Regions from separate parts of the Homo sapiens genome. Here region 1 is linked to region 2. A link is a loop called in an ENCODE intact Hi-C map of the cell type or tissue named here. Cell type or tissue: HepG2. All regions are shown on one strand. Each heading gives the region's core, and the rest is flanking DNA. Links, peaks and the distances in the headings are about the cores only.

Region 1 (7,684 bases), core at 1,141-6,140, 1.1 Mb before region 2:
AAGCACAGGGAATTAACCCCCCTCAGAAGCAGCACTTCACCCGTGTTGGTGGGTAAATGTCCCAGTTGTGTCCCCACTGGGAGAATAGCTCTGTGGGGTGTAGTCTACACCAAAGAGTTCCTCAGCAGGGCCAAGCAAGGGTGAGCCAAGAGAAGAACTCACTCCCAGGCCCTGCAAATTTTTAAACTTTAATAATTATACATGGCCAGGCATGGTGGCTCACGCCTATAATCACACTTTGGGAGGCCAAGGGAGGCGGATCACTTAAGGCCAGCTGTTCGAGACCAGCATGGGCAACATGGCAAAATCCCGTCTCTACTACAAATGCAAAAATTCGCCGGCTGTGGTGGTGCACACCTGTGGTCCCAGCTACCGGGGAGGCTGAGGTGGGAGGATCACTTGAGCTCAGGAGGTCGAGGCTGCGGTGAGCCAAGATAGCACCACTGCACTCCAGCCTGTGCAACACAGTGAGACACTGTCTCAGACAAAAATATATATATATATTATATGGGCTGTCAATCAAGTGCGTAATAATTTTTTCTTTTCTTTGCATTTTTTGAGGGGAAATTTATCTTCCGAGCCTGACTCCTCCATGCCACCTGAAAGAAGACGTAACCTCATCTCATTCCGATTCCCTCCATGATTTCTGGGGATTTCTGCATCTCTCTGAGTTGAATCCAGTGATTCATATGGTTTCCCTCGGCCTCCTTCTCCTTCCCTGGGGTTGCTCGGGGTCTCAGTCCAGACTGACACATCCACTTTCTCTCTCTTCTCTCAGCAGCCTTCTGAGCGGCGATCACCTGTTCTGCGTGTTTCCATGTCTTCTCTTGAACCCTGACCCAATCTTGCGCTTACAAGTTTAGAACGTTCCTCCCTTTGTTTCTCCTCTTCACCAGCGCCCTTAAACTGAAGAGCTCCCACCTGTAGCAGGCCAACAGGTAAGCCTAAAGACAGGAGGTTGCTTGTGTCAGTTACCTGTATGTCCCCTGTCTATGCAACAGCTCAGATATGTGTCCAGCAGGCATTTCCGATATTTTCAAGACCCAGCTCCCAAAGGTGGCCCCATGTGGACCCGTCCCCACCTCAATATAGGGCAGTGACTCTGGCCAAAAATCTTGCTTGGCTCATGTTTCTTGGCTCATGTTTCTTTCATAGTCCATATTCAATCGGTCAACAAGTCTTGTCAGGTCCATCTGCAAAATGTATCCAGAATTTTATGCTGTAGAATATTATTCAGCCATAAAAAAGAATGAAATCCTGTCCTTTGCAGCAACATGGATAGAACTGGAGGTCATTATGTCAAGTAAGCTGGGCACAGAAAGAGAAATATCACATGTTCTCACTCATATGCAGGAACTAAGAAAAAGTGGATTTCATGGAGGTAGAGAGTAGAATGATGGTTACCAGTCTGAGAAGAAAATCAGGGGATGAAGAGAGATTGACTACTGGGCACAAAAATACAATTAGAAGGAATAAGATCTGGCCAGGTGCGGTGGTTCACGCCTGTAATCCCAACACTTTGGGAGGCCAAGGCAGGCGGATCACGAGGTCAGGAGTTCGAGACCATCCTGGCCAATATGGTGACAGAGTAAGACTCTGTCTCAAAAAAAAAAAAAAAAAAGAAGAAGAAGGAATAAGATCTAATGTTCAATAGCACAGTAGGGTTACTATAGTTAAAAATAATATTTTGTGAGTGTGTGTGTGTGTTTTAATACAGAGATGGGGTCTCACTATGTTGCCCAGGCTGGTCTGAAACTCCTGGGCTCAAGCAGTTCTCCCATCTTGGCCTCCCAAAGTCCTGGGATTACAGGCATGAGCAACTGCACCTGGCCAATAATGTACTATATATCTCAAAATAGCTGGAAGAAACTTGGAATGTTCCCGACACAGAAAAATGACAAATGTTCAAGGTGATTGATATGCTAATTACCCCGATTTGATCATTACACATTGTGTGCATGGATCAAAATATCATACTTACACCATAAGTGTGTGCAAACATTATGTATACATAAAAATTAAAATTAGCTGGGTGTGTCTGTAGTCCCAGGTACTTGGGAGGCTGAGTCTGTAGTCCCAGGTAGAGACTGAGGCAGGAAGACTGCTTGAGCCCAGGAGTTCAAGACCAGCTGGACAACATAGACTCTGCCTCAATTTCCAAAAAAAAGAGAAAAAAAATGCCGGGCGCAGCGACTCACGCCTGTAATCCTAGCACTTTGCAAGGCCGAGGCGGGTGGGTCATTTGAGGTCAGGAGTTGAAGACCAGCCTGACCAACATGGCAAAACCCCATCTCTACTAAAAATACAAAAAAAAAAAAAAAAATTAGCCAGATGTTGTTGCACGTGCCCTGTAGTCCCAGCTACTCTGAAGGCTGAGGCAGGAGAATCACTTGAACCCAGGAGGCAGAGGTTTCAGCGTGCTGAGAATGCACCACTGCACTCTAGCCTGGGCAACAGAAAGCGATTCTGTCTCAAAAAAAAAGAAAGAAATTTTAGAAATAATTTCTTTTAATGTAGCCATAATTTAACCACTTCTTTCAATGAGAACTTCTCGCTTCTCTCTCCCTCTCCCCTTCCTCCTCATGGCTCTTAATTTCTATCTATTGCCATCTCAGGACATTGTTTGATTTTCTCCACGGTGCATTTTGCTTTCTGAAAGTATCTTGTTTGTTCAATTCCTTGTGTGACGATTTTCTGTCTCCCCTTCCTCTAAAATGTAAGCTCCCTGAAGACAGAGACACTGTCTGGTTCACACCTGCTAGATGAATACAAGTGAAGGCATTGCAGAACTTGCCTTCTTCAAACATGTGCAGCTAACAGCTTCCAGCACCAGAAAATTGAAATTCTCTTTTGCCTTTTCTTTAATGCTCTGCCTCCATTTCTAAGCTGGTTTTCTTCTGGGTCTCTGTTCTGATTCTCACACACCTGAGTGTGACTTACCCTGCTTCCCTTGCAGATGTCATTGTTCGTCCCTCAAAATGTTTGTGGCACATTTCACGGTAAGGCTCTGAGACAGCGCTCCAAATTGTGTCTACATATCTTCTGTTGTGGTTACTTTGAAGTTTGTTGAATTATATTGTTTTGACAGAACTGTCACATCTCAAAACGTGTTGCTGACTAAAAACATATGCAGAACCTTTTTTCCTTCTTTTTCTTTCTTTCCTTTTTTTTAAAAAAGGAAAAACTCTACCATCATCTTGCAACTAAACGTATGGCCACAGGAGGGCACCATGAGGCCGCACTTCTGCTCTACGCAAAGTGGGTGGAAAATTGAGACCTGACGGTGGGGACAGTGCAAAACTCTGGGACTTTTATTCTTAATCTCTTTCTTCATTCCAAGATCTACCGCCCAGTGGTAACACACCCTTTGGAGAGCAGGCTGAGAAAATCAAATACTGGTACAACATTAACAAATAATAATAATTAATAATAAGCTGTGAATGTCTTCCAGTTCGTAGAAACTATAAAAGCACATTTACTCAGATATACTTTGTTCTAAGTTATTTTTATCAGGGTTGAGTAAAAGTGTATAGATCAACAGCTATGAGCAAAAATGGAAGAAATCTGAAACTCCTGTAATGACAGACTTCAGGAAAATGTCCTCTATTGAAGTAAAAAAAAAAAAAAATTAGCAAAGTGACAGGATTGGGATGCAAACCCTGGCTGTGTATACAGTGTCTGTGTTCTGCTATTACACTCCATGTTCAGCACAGCCCCATATGGGAGTCACTAGTCACATGTGCACATATTTAAATTTTAAATTAACTTAATTAAAAGTAAATAAAATTAGGCCGAGCGGGGTGGCTCACACCTGTAATCGCAGCACTTTGGGATGCCAAGGCGGGTGGATCACCTGAGGTCAGGAGTTCGAGACCAGCCTGATCAACATAGTGAAACCCCATCTGTACTAAATACAAAAAATTAGCTGGGCTTGGTGGCACATGCCTGTAATCCTACCTACTTGGGAGGCTGAGACAGGAGGATCACTTGAACCTGGGAGGTGGAGGCTGCAGTGAGCCGAGATTGTGCCATTGCACTCCAGCCTGGGCAACAAGATCGGAATTCCATCTCAAATAAATTAATAAATAAATAAAATTACAAATTCAGTTCTTCAGTTGCACTAGCCACAGGTTCAAGAGGTCAACAGTGAAATGACGCCTGTGGCTTCTATTGCATAGTACAGATATAGAACATTTCCAACATCATGGAGAATTCTATTGAATGGCAGTCGCATAGACAAAGCCTTGCAGTTTGTACTCCTAACCATGTCACTTTACTGCCTCATGGAATCTAGCAGTCTATCTACCTTGCCTATCTATTGTCATAGTTTCCCTTGAATTCAAAACAAAGTTTAAAAATATTTCATTCTTCTACTAAACAAGACGTTTACTTAGTACCCACATTTTACCCACCCATTCAATATAACATACCAAAGGTAGCAAAGCAAATAGAAAATATGCTCCCTGCTATTAAAAATTTAGAATCTAGGCTGGGCACGGTAGCTCATGCCTGTAATCCCAGCACTTTGGGAGGCCGAGGTGGGTGGATCATTTGAGGTCAGGTGTTCGAGACAAGCCTGGCCAAAATGGTGAAACCCCATCTCTACTAAAAATACAACATTAGCTGGGCGTGGTGGTGCACGCCTATAATCCCAGCTACTCGGGAGGCTGAGGCAGGAGAATCCCTTGAACCCGGGAGGCGGAGGTTGCAGTGATCTGAGACAGTGCCACTGTACTCCAGCCTGGGCACAACAGAGTGAGACTCCATCTCAAAAAAAAAAAAAAATAGAATCTACTTAAATAATGTGAGTGAATTATCTGATGCCTACCACAGTTGGGCAATACTGTATTCCAGTGGAACAAATGCACAAGATCGTGGAAAAGCATTATATTATAGGCAAATTTAACTAATGAAACATTATTCACCAAATATTTTCTTGCACTCTTGTGGCTTACAACATTACGTTTCTTCCACAGAATCACTGACTCACATAGTGGTTCAATCTATTTCATCTGACCAAAGCCTGTGTAAGTCATCTGCAATTCACCTGAAGCAGTGTATTGTTTGCTATATTACAGGACCTTTTCACTTGATGTGAAATGAAATCAGAAAACCCAAAGACATCTTGGCTCTGACATGCTCTGTAACAGTGGCTTTTCTGGAACAATGATTTTGCAACAGAGTAAGGCCAAAATTAAACTTAGGTAGGAGTCATGATAGAGCAACATGCACAGGTGTGAGGCAGAGGGCAGAGAACTTGAGTGTGGGCAAGCCAGACCTTGAAAAAAGAAGTCATTCATCTCTGTCAATTTTTTTTTTTTTTCACACAGAGTCTCATTCTGTTGCCCAGGCTGGAGTGCAATGGCATGATCTCAGCTCACTGCAACTTCCACCTCCCAGGTTCAAGCGATTCTCCTGCCTCAGCATCCCAAGGGACTACAGGCATGTGCCACCATGTCCAGCTAATTTTTGTATTTTTAGTAGAGACGGGGTGTCGCCAGGTTGCCCAGGATGGTCTGGAACTCCTGGCCTCAAGTGACCCGCTCGCCTCGGCCTCCAAAGTGCTGAGATTACAGGTGTGAGCCACCACCCCCAGCCTTTCCATCAATTTTATCAATGACAACCTCAAAGAGAACACTTGACCTTCAGTAATACTGCAAATGAGATGGTCTAATGGATTTGGAAGAAGTGGGGAGACAAGAATAGAAAAAGGCTTTCAAGGCCGGGTGCAGTGGCTCACACCTGTAATCTCAGCACTTTGGGAGGCCGAGGCAGGTGGATCACCTGAGGTCAGGAGTTCGAGACCAGGCTGGCCAACATGGCGAAAACCATCTCTACTAAAAATACAAAAAATTAACCAGGCGTGGTGGCATGCGCCTGTAATCCCAGTTACTTGGGAGGCTAAGGCAGGAGAATCGCTTGAACCTGGGAGGCAGAGGTTGCAGTGAACAGAGATGGCACCATTGCATGCCAGCCTGGGTGACAGAACGAGACTCCATTTCAAAAAGAAAAAAAAGAAGAAGAAAAAGTCTTTCAGTATGCACTTATTGACAGTTTTTCACATAAAAGGGGATGAAAAACAGAAAGTTAAATAAATAAGTTGCACATAAACTTTGTAAATTGCCCTCACACAGGGTTCAGGCAAAGGGGAGGCTGAGACTTTGGCATCAGAGAATCCTACTCAACTGTTAACTGGCTGTGTGTCATTAGAGAGATTAATTTCCCTCTCTGAGCCACCATCTTGCTTATCTCTACAATGGAGATAATAACAGTCCCTACTTCTGGGAGTGTAAGGATTAGGAAATTAAATCTTTTTTTTTCTTTTTTTTTTTTTTTTTTTTGAGACAGGGTCTCACTCTGTCGCCCAGGCTGGAGTGCAGTGGTGCCATCTCGGCTCACTGCAGCCTCTGGCTCCTGGGTTCAAGCGATTCTCCTGCCTCACCCTCCCAAGTAGCTGGGGTTACAGGTGCCCACCACCACACCTGGCTAATTTTTGTATTTTTAGTAGAGACAGGGTTTCACCATGTTAGCCATGCTGGTCTCGAACTCCTGGCCTCAAGTGATCCGCTTGCCTTGGCCTCCCAAAGTGCTGGGATTACAGGCATGAGCCACTGTGCCAGGCCAAGAAATTAAATCTAAATCACCTGGTGCATAAAATGCCAAAATGGCTCCACTAATGACCTTTTATTTCACATCCCCAGCTGTACGACTTGAGAAGTGCCACTCTCTGGTGTCAATTTTAAAAGAAATGTCTCTGTGTTATTAAGGATTACCAATTGGGTCCCCTTTGAAGTTCCTCAAGAGATACCAGGAAAGCTTTCAATAGCTTTTAACTCAAATAAATTTATGAAAATGATTATAACACCTCCATCATTGCCATTTGCCCCAGACATTGCTACCATAGGGACCAAGATGTTGTCAAGGACCTGCTTTTAGACTTTGTTGACATCAATGTCAGATCAATGGCTGAAATAAAAGCATCTTCAAAATACTTCATAAAGCAACTGAATGACATGAGTTGCACAGAACATCCAAGCCTGCTTGGAGTGCCATGTTTGGTCAAGGAGAGGGTGGAAGAGGGAAACTCAAGACCCACTACCTGCTTTCAAAAAGTCTTTCTCCATAAATAATACAGGAGTTTTAAAAAGATAACAGATACCTCAAGCATTCACTGGAAGAATCACATCCACAAATTCTAATTTTGGGTTTGTACTGACCACAAGAGTCTGTGTCCAACACGTGTAAAAGACCTTTTGGCAAATTCATCACTTTATATACAGTTTGATTTTGGATACCTTCTTCATTTTACTTTTCTTTTTTCACATCAAACGGGGAATGTGCCAACATCGTAACAAAGTCTGAGGGAGGCACATCTCACATACGAGCGTGAAAACCCAATCATCACACTTATGAACTATAAAAGGATCCTGGATTTTATTAACGAGCACATTTCTGGGTTTTGCTCTGCCAAGCTTCATGCTTTCATCCTCAGGCTAGTCTCCTCAGAGATAGAAAGCAGCTGTTCACTTCAAGACCTGAGTCTGAGTTCCTTGTAGGAAGAAGAGGTCAGAGAAGGGAAAAGGTAAAGGGGCCAAGGGCGCAGAACTTTCTCCCAGCAAGAAAACATCACTCCGGACTTCTGCTTTCATCTTGTCGGCCAGGGCTGTATCACAGGGCTATTCCT
Region 2 (7,684 bases), core at 1,717-6,716:
TTAAACAAAATTAAGTAAGTTAAAATTCCATATTAACACCCTGTTCAAGGCTTGGTTCAAATGTCACCTTCCTAATGAGGTCTTCCCTGACCATCTTATTTTAATTGCAACTCCACACTCCCACCCATCTTGTACCCCCTACTCAGCTTTATTCCTTATAAAGGGTTGCAGCCTGCAGGCTGGGAAGTATAGCCTTGAGCAGAAACCAAAAGCAGGGTACTGAATTTGGACTTTATGCCAAAAGGGTTGGTTAAGTAGATATGTTTAACAGACTATAGGAGGGGCTATGAATGCGCATGACGGTGTAGTAAGCAAACATGCATGTTATATACATCCCATGTTCACTTTGAGATAGAGACTTGACATTTAAATGCATGAAAATTCAGCCCTATATGTCAAAAGGTGTAAACAGAGGACACAGAGGCATCCTGTATACAGTCCCTGTAACCCAGCCAGAACCAGTCCATGATCGGTAGTCTCTTATCAGGAAGAGAAGCTAGTCAGTGGTTTAAATTGGAGGTAGAGCAAGTCTTTTGAAAGTGCTGGTTTCTGGTTAACTCTTTTTTTTTTTTTAAATTGCATCTCACTTTAATGTGGAATCTAAAAACAAAAAAGGTCAAATGCACAGATATAGAGAATAAAACAGTGGAAAGGGGGAGATGTAAATCAAAAATACAAAGTAGCAGATATGCAGAGTAAACAAGTCGAGAGGTCTAATGAACAATTTGAGGACTGTAGTTAATAAAATTGTATTGAATTCGTGATTTTTGTTAAATAGATTTTAGCTGTTCTTGTTACAAAAAGTGTAACTATGTGAAAGGATAAACATGTTAATTTGCTTCACTGTAGTAACCATTTTACTATCTACATGTATGTTGTAAACCTCAAGTATAAATGATAAAATTTATTTTTAAAATGGCTGAGGGAGCTTATCACCACTAAACCTGCCTTATAAGAAATGCTAAAAGGAGTTTTTTTGAGTGGAAATAAAAAGATGCTGAAGTAACAACATGAAAACATATGAAAGTATAAATCTTATTAGTAAAAGTAAATACATAGTCAAATTCAGAATACTGTAATACTGTCACGGTAGTCTATAAATCACTTTTGTTTAATTCTACTTTAAGTTCTGGGATACGTGTGCAGAAAGTACAGGTTTGTTACAGAGATATACATGTGCCATCATCTAGGCTTTAAGCCCCACATGCATTAGGTATATGTCCTAATGCTCTCCCTCCCCTTCCACCCCACCACTCTCTGGTTAACTCTTAAGAAAGCAAGCCTAATGATGGTTAGCAAGGGAAGGGGTAAAATAAGGCATGTCCAACCTCCTATCATGCTGGGAACTCAGTTTTCAAGGTTTCTCAGAGGTCCCTTTGGCCAAGAGGGGGTCCGTTCAGTCAGTTGAGGGGCTTAGAATTTACTTGTATTTCTCAGATGTCAACTCTTTGAAGGCAAGGATTTTGTTTCTTTTGTTCAATATCTTAACCCTACCACCTAGAACAATGCCTGACATATAAATGTGCGATAAAGGTTTGCTGTGCAAATGAATGGAAATTGTCTAGACACTGACATCCTTCCACACTTGACTCACTGGCCTGCACACTAGGCTTCACACTGTCTGTGACCTAACCTATGAGCTGCCCTTCTTCGGTTTTCTTCTTTCCTCTCTTGTTTCACTTAGCATCTAACTGTGAAAGCTGCCTGAGATCAGGGAGCAGGAAATGGAAGCTGAAAGTTGCAGAACTCTTGATACACATATCAAAATGTTTGGGGCCCAGACTCTCAGAGCTAAATCCCAGCCCTCTCAAATGCTTTCAGACAGGGAAGATCCAGGTTTCTTGAGACCCACAGCCTATAAATTGGTGAGGAGAGGAAGGTCCTTTGAGGAAAAACAAAAGGAAATTAGGTATGACAGCCTGCATAGAATGAGAAGAGAAATCACATCATGTCTCTTACTGCAGACTTAGAGTTGCCATTCCCTTTCTTCTGAGATCTCCTTAGGCAGTTTCTCAGGGATGCTTACAGAGATAGGTTGCTGGCTGCACCACGGCCTCCTCTCCTGGTTCAGCTGACAGAAGCAAGGACATCATCTGGAAGTCTGTTAGAAATACAGGGTCTCAGGCCCTGCTGATATGGTTTGGACCTGTGTCCCCTCCAAATCTCAAGTTGACATGTAATCCCCAGTGTTGGAGGTTGGGGCCTGGTAAGAGGTTGATACGGTTTGCCTGTGTCCCCACCCAAATCTCATCTTGAACTGTAGCTCCCATAATTCCCACTGTTGTGGGAGATAATTGAACCATGGGGACAGTTTCCCCTATACTGTTCTCGTGGTGGTGGGAATAAGTCTCACCAGATCTGATGGTTTTATAAGGGGAAACCCCTTTCACTTGGTGTTCATTCTCTCTTGCCTGCTGCCGTGTAAGATGCACCTTTCACCTTCTGCCATGATTGTGAGGCCTCCCCAGCTATGTGTAACTATGAGTCCATTGAGCCTCTTTTTCTTTATAAAATACCCAGTCTCAGGTATGTCTTTATCAGCAGTGTGAGGATGGACAAATACAGAGGTGTTTGGAACATGGAGGCAGATCCCTCATTTATGGATTAGCATCATCTCCTTGGTGATGATGATGAGTGAGCTTTTGCTCTGTGTCCACACAGATCCGCTTGTTTAAAAGCATGTAGCACCACCCTACCCGCGCTCTCTTGCTCCTATTCTCACCATGTGACGAGCCTGCTCCAGCTTTGCCTTCCACCGTGAGTAAAAGCTCCCTGAGGCCTCACCAGAAGCAGATGCCTGCACCATGCTTCCTACACAGCCTGCAGAGCCACGAGTCAATTAAACCTCTTTTCTTTACAAATTACCCAGTCTCGGTATTTCCTTATAGCAATCCAAGAACAGTCCAGTACAGCCACCCTAGGCCCATTGAATCCAAGTCTGCCTTTTCTTTTCCTTTTATCCTTTTTTTTTTTTTTTTTTTTTTTTTTTTTTTGAGACAGGGTCTTGCTCTGTCACCCAACCTGGAGTGCAGGAGCGTGATCTTGGCTCACTGCAACCTCCACCTCCCAGGTTCAAGCGATTCTCCTGCCTCGGCCTCCTGAGTAGCTGGGATTACAGGCGCATGCCACCACGCCCAGCTAATTTTTGTATTTTTAGTAGAGACAAGGTCTCACCATGTTGGCTGGGCTGCAAGTCTGCCTTTTCATAAGGCGCTGGGGGATTGATTCCTATACACATTAAAGGTGGGTAGACATAGACTTTGTAGAGTCCTGTCAACTCCAAATGCCTCACCTTGGCTCCTGCCAGGAGCCCTGATGCTGACGTTTCCTCCTGTGATCCGTACACACTGTAGTCCAATCTGCCACTGGCTAATGCTACAGGGTGTCTGCCTGAGGGACCAAGACACTAGAGTCCTCACTGTGGCATTGCTACTGTCCACTTGTCCTTTATTAAGTGACCGTGGTGCATCCTAGCACAGTCAAAAGAGGGAGCTGTTGTACTGAAACAGAGGACTAGTGGGTCTTTATAGGACTTGGGACACTCCTTGAGGTGGTGGAGGATAGAGTAGAGGCCATCTGTCCCCTCATAGTTCCTCAGGCCTTAGTATTCTAGCCTTGGCCAGCACTTATCCACTGCTGAGGGCATTCTGGAACAGCTAGAACCCCTCCCTCTGCTAACAAGGCGAGCTGCAATACCAGAGAACGCATGCCCCAGGGTCTTTTCCCCATCCCATCCTACCCTACAGCCCTCAGCCAATGGCTGATGACAGCTGCAGCACAGGTGCGTGTTACACACTGGCTCCCAGGACACTTCAGCAGGATCATGCCCCTGTTGCCCACAGTGGTTACTTACTGGAGGGCACATCTCAGACTGGCATCCTTCCCTTCCCTGCCTCACTTCCCCCAATCCCTCATGAGTATTTCCTGGGGTTCCTTTCCAAATAAACTACTTGGACTACAATCTTCATCCCCGGGTCTGCTAGAAGGGAAACCCCCACCTAGGATTTGGGGTGGGGGTGGGGTGGGGTTAAGTAAAAATCCCAGGTTGATTTTTAATTTTTTTTCCTCTATGAATCGTGACAGCATCTGCAAAACTAGACCACTTCCTGGGAAACCATTCAGCTCAGCACAGGCTAGAAACTGTGGAAAGAACTGGAATGCAGACCTCCTGCTCACTGAGCAGGCAGGGCTTAAAACTGCTGTTGTGTTAACTCAGGGTTTCTCAACCTGGGCATCAGGACCACAGGATTCTTTGCTCCCAGGGTTGGGGGTGCTGCTCTGTGCGCTGTGTGATGTTTAGTAGCATCTCTGGCTTTTGCTCACTAGATGCAACTAACACACACACACACACACACACACATCCCATTGTGATAATCAAATATGTTTCCAGACATTGCCAAATGTCCCCTGTGGGGCAACAAATCGCCCCCGGTTCAGAACCACTGGGTTAACTGAACTCTTTCTTCTGAGCAATGGCAAACAAAACCCAGGCTGACTGTTTCCCACCTGCGGTGAAACTTGCAGTCCTTTGCTTTACCTCTGATGCGCCTGCCCTCTGCCCTGCCTGGCTTCAAGTCCTCATTATAAAACCCATTTGTCACCGCTTCCTTTTTGAGGATTAATTTCTAGATTGTCTGCTGATGGCTAGCTGGGATTGCATTTCTGGTAAAAAAGAAAAAAAAAGCCCAACACATCAGCTCCCTGCTGGTCTCAGAATTCCAGAGTGCCCTCAAGTGGCCAGAAACTGCCATCTGTTTGGCTGCCCTCCAAATTCCAGGCTGCTCTGGAAAGAACTATGGGGGGCAGGGACCTTCCCCTTGCTTGGTGCTTCTAGAAAATCTGTTTTCTCACAACGTGACAAAAATTCAGCAGTGTCTCCTTCAGGCTGTTTCTTGGAGCATGTTTTTGAGCGCATCCCTGAGAGGTTGATCCTACGGGCTGTGTGTGCATGTGTTATGAACGTGTGTGGTTTTCAAAGTCTGGTCAGTAATGAGGAATGCAAATGGAGTCAGTGCTGAGAGAAGGGGCTGCAGGCCACACCACCGTGCTGGGCACACATAAATGAGCCTTGCGTGCTGGCAGAGGGCAGTCAGACCCTGTCAGCTGTTACAACCAGGTGAGCTGCAGGGAGACCTCTGGGAAAGAGACCGCAGTCTTTATCCAAGTGGCCTCCGTTACCTGCAACCAGGTCACACAGACTCTGTGTTCTCTCTTGATTCACCAGTTTTAACATGTGGCAGCCACCAGAGAGAAACCAGGTCTAATTCTCCAGTTTTCCAGGCCTACTTCAGTTCCCAAGACTACCTTTTCTAGAGGGACGCTCCAAGAGATGGGGAGATAATGGAAGTGCCTAATCGCAAAGCCCTACAATATAATTTGTAGGAAGTAGGCAAAGTGCATGCAAAATGAACATTAAAAGCTAAGGAGCTATTCAGGCTGGAAAGAGGAGAGGTTTTCGGCATCGGGTGGTCTTCCAGCCTACCTGTCACTCACCCTCTTCAGGACTAGGCGGGGACCACTGTGCTCTCTGCAGACATATTTCAAAATACACTACAGCACACAGCACAGAGCACTCAGCACAGAGAACTCAAAACAGGTTTTTCACTTGCATGAAGCTCCCTCGGTGCCAACTCTATGTGGGCATTCAGTATTTCCCACTATCAAGCTTCACTGTAATTGCATAGGGTCAGATTCCTGGACAGACCGGAGGCTCTGGGGAAACACCAAGGCCTGTGTCTCTTCACAGGAGACTTCGGACACAGCACAGGGTCTGGCCTCCAGGGGCACACTGTCTTTATTTGTTGAAGGAACACTTAAATCAGAGATCGGTGGATTTTGAAAGACAAAAAAGAAAAGAGATGGAATTCATGTAAGGAAATGGCAGACCCTAAGACAGAAATGTGCTGAGTCTGTTTGGGGAATAGTGAGAAGGCCCATTTTGAACTAGAGAAGATGGCTTACGTAATGAAACAGTGAAGAATCATGCTGGAAGGTTGCTGAGGGGCAAGAGAACAACTGATCTTCATTTCCTAAGTCAATAAAATATTCACTAGCAGTTGGTCATGTCTCACCTTCTTTTTCTTGATGAATATCTTATAATGCCCCTTTACCACCCTGAAATGAAATTCATCTTTTCAATATAACCCACCTACTCGCATAATTTTAAAAAATAAGTATAATGGCCCAAGTCTAGTCTAAAAAAGAAAGAAATGTCATTTACAATATCATATGCATAGGCCTGGATTTATTAGGAGATATAATGAAGTAGTCAGATGTTTGCAACTCATAATGGAAAAATTTGAATATAAAAAATGTAAGGCAATATTCAGCTGAATATTCACACACGAGGAATCACTGTGGTGGCGAGAGCTGCAACTGTAGACTGTTAACAGGCGTATTGCTTCGGTGACTCTAATACCTTAAGGAGATTTGCTATTGGCAATGTTATTTTTGAAGCGGAGAAAAACTTTTGGCAAAGGTTCAAACATAACTAAGTGCAACTATCCATTGATTTACAGTCACTGTGTTTCTAGAATCTATAATACATATTAAGATCCCATGCAAAAAAAAAAAAACATTGTGCTAGTATGTAGCTGGAGAATTCAGACAGGGAACAGGACACAGAGCTTGACTCTGTGATGTCCAGGGCCATAGCTGGAATACTCAAAGGCTGAAGTCTAGAATAATCTGATGGCTTCGCTGGGGCTGCAAGACCTACTTTCAAGGTGGCTTATCTACACAACTGGCAAGTTGGTGCTGGCTGTTGGTAGGATGCCTCTCTCCCTGTGAAATTTCCCCACAGGGCTGCTTGAGTGTCCTCACACCATGGCAGCTGGCTTCCTCCAGAGTGAGCAATCCCAGAGAGAGGGACAAACCGAAGCTCTTCCTTTTACAACCTAGCCTCAAAAGTCACATAGCATCACTTCTACCACATTCTTTTCCTTAGAAGAGAGTCTTTAAGTCTGGTCTGCATTCAAGGAGAGGGGAATTAGGCTCCATGCCTTGAAGGAAGAGGTATCAACAAACTTGCAGACATATACTAAAACCACCATAGCTCAGATAACTTGCAATAGGGTTTTCAGGAACATTCAGTCTACTCAAAATTACATGGGATGGGCCGAGTGCAGTGGCTCACACCTGTAATCACAGCACTTTGGGAGGCAGAGGCAGGCGGATCACCTGAGGTCAGGAGTTCGAGACCAGCCTGGCCAAAATGGCAAAACCCTGACTCTACTGAAAATACAAAATTAGCCGGGCGTAGTGGTACGCATCTGTAATCCCAGCTACTCTGGAGGCTGAGGCATGAGAATCACTTGAACCCGGGAGGCAGAGGTTGCGGTGAGCTGAGATCACATCACTGACCTCCAGCCTGGGTGACAGAGCGAGACTGTGTCTCAAAAAAAAAAAACAAAACAAAGCAAACAAACAAAAATTACATGGGATGTAGAATAAAAATCCATAATGTGGGACAATCCCACATATTACAGACTGTCTTATGCTCTGTAACCCCATCCCTACTCCACCAAATGCCAGTAGCACATCTTTATCATTGTGAAATGCAAAACACCCCCTACACCTGCATAATTCTCTCTCCTTGAGAACCACTGTAATGGATCATAAGAACAACTAAAAATTTGGGTCAAGAAAGCAACAAAATCAGACCCAGGCATTATGATTAGTCTAG

What was found. Peaks named below come from ENCODE experiments on the same cell type or tissue, not always from the same donor. Only the 100,000 strongest peaks of a DNase experiment are listed, where the experiment ranks them.
Region 1: it touches region 2 in a loop (8-fold over the local background); 6 of 110 quality-filtered maps call a loop at or near these places.

Annotation. Positions count from the first base shown.
Region 1 is chr3:73,081,729-73,089,412 of GRCh38, reverse strand. It overlaps LOC124906349 (small nucleolar RNA U13), which reads right to left and starts at 7,426; the gene lies at 7,323-7,426. In HepG2, for the core only: a CTCF peak has its summit at 3,232 (motif pointing right); a DNase peak (open chromatin) is centred at 3,252.
Region 2 is chr3:71,952,712-71,960,395 of GRCh38, reverse strand. No RefSeq gene overlaps it. Among named protein-coding and RNA genes, the nearest start is that of LINC00877, 140 kb to the left of the region's middle. RefSeq lists a silencer at 4,431-4,580. In HepG2, for the core only: CTCF peaks have their summits at 3,472 and 4,727 (motif pointing left); a DNase peak (open chromatin) is centred at 4,735.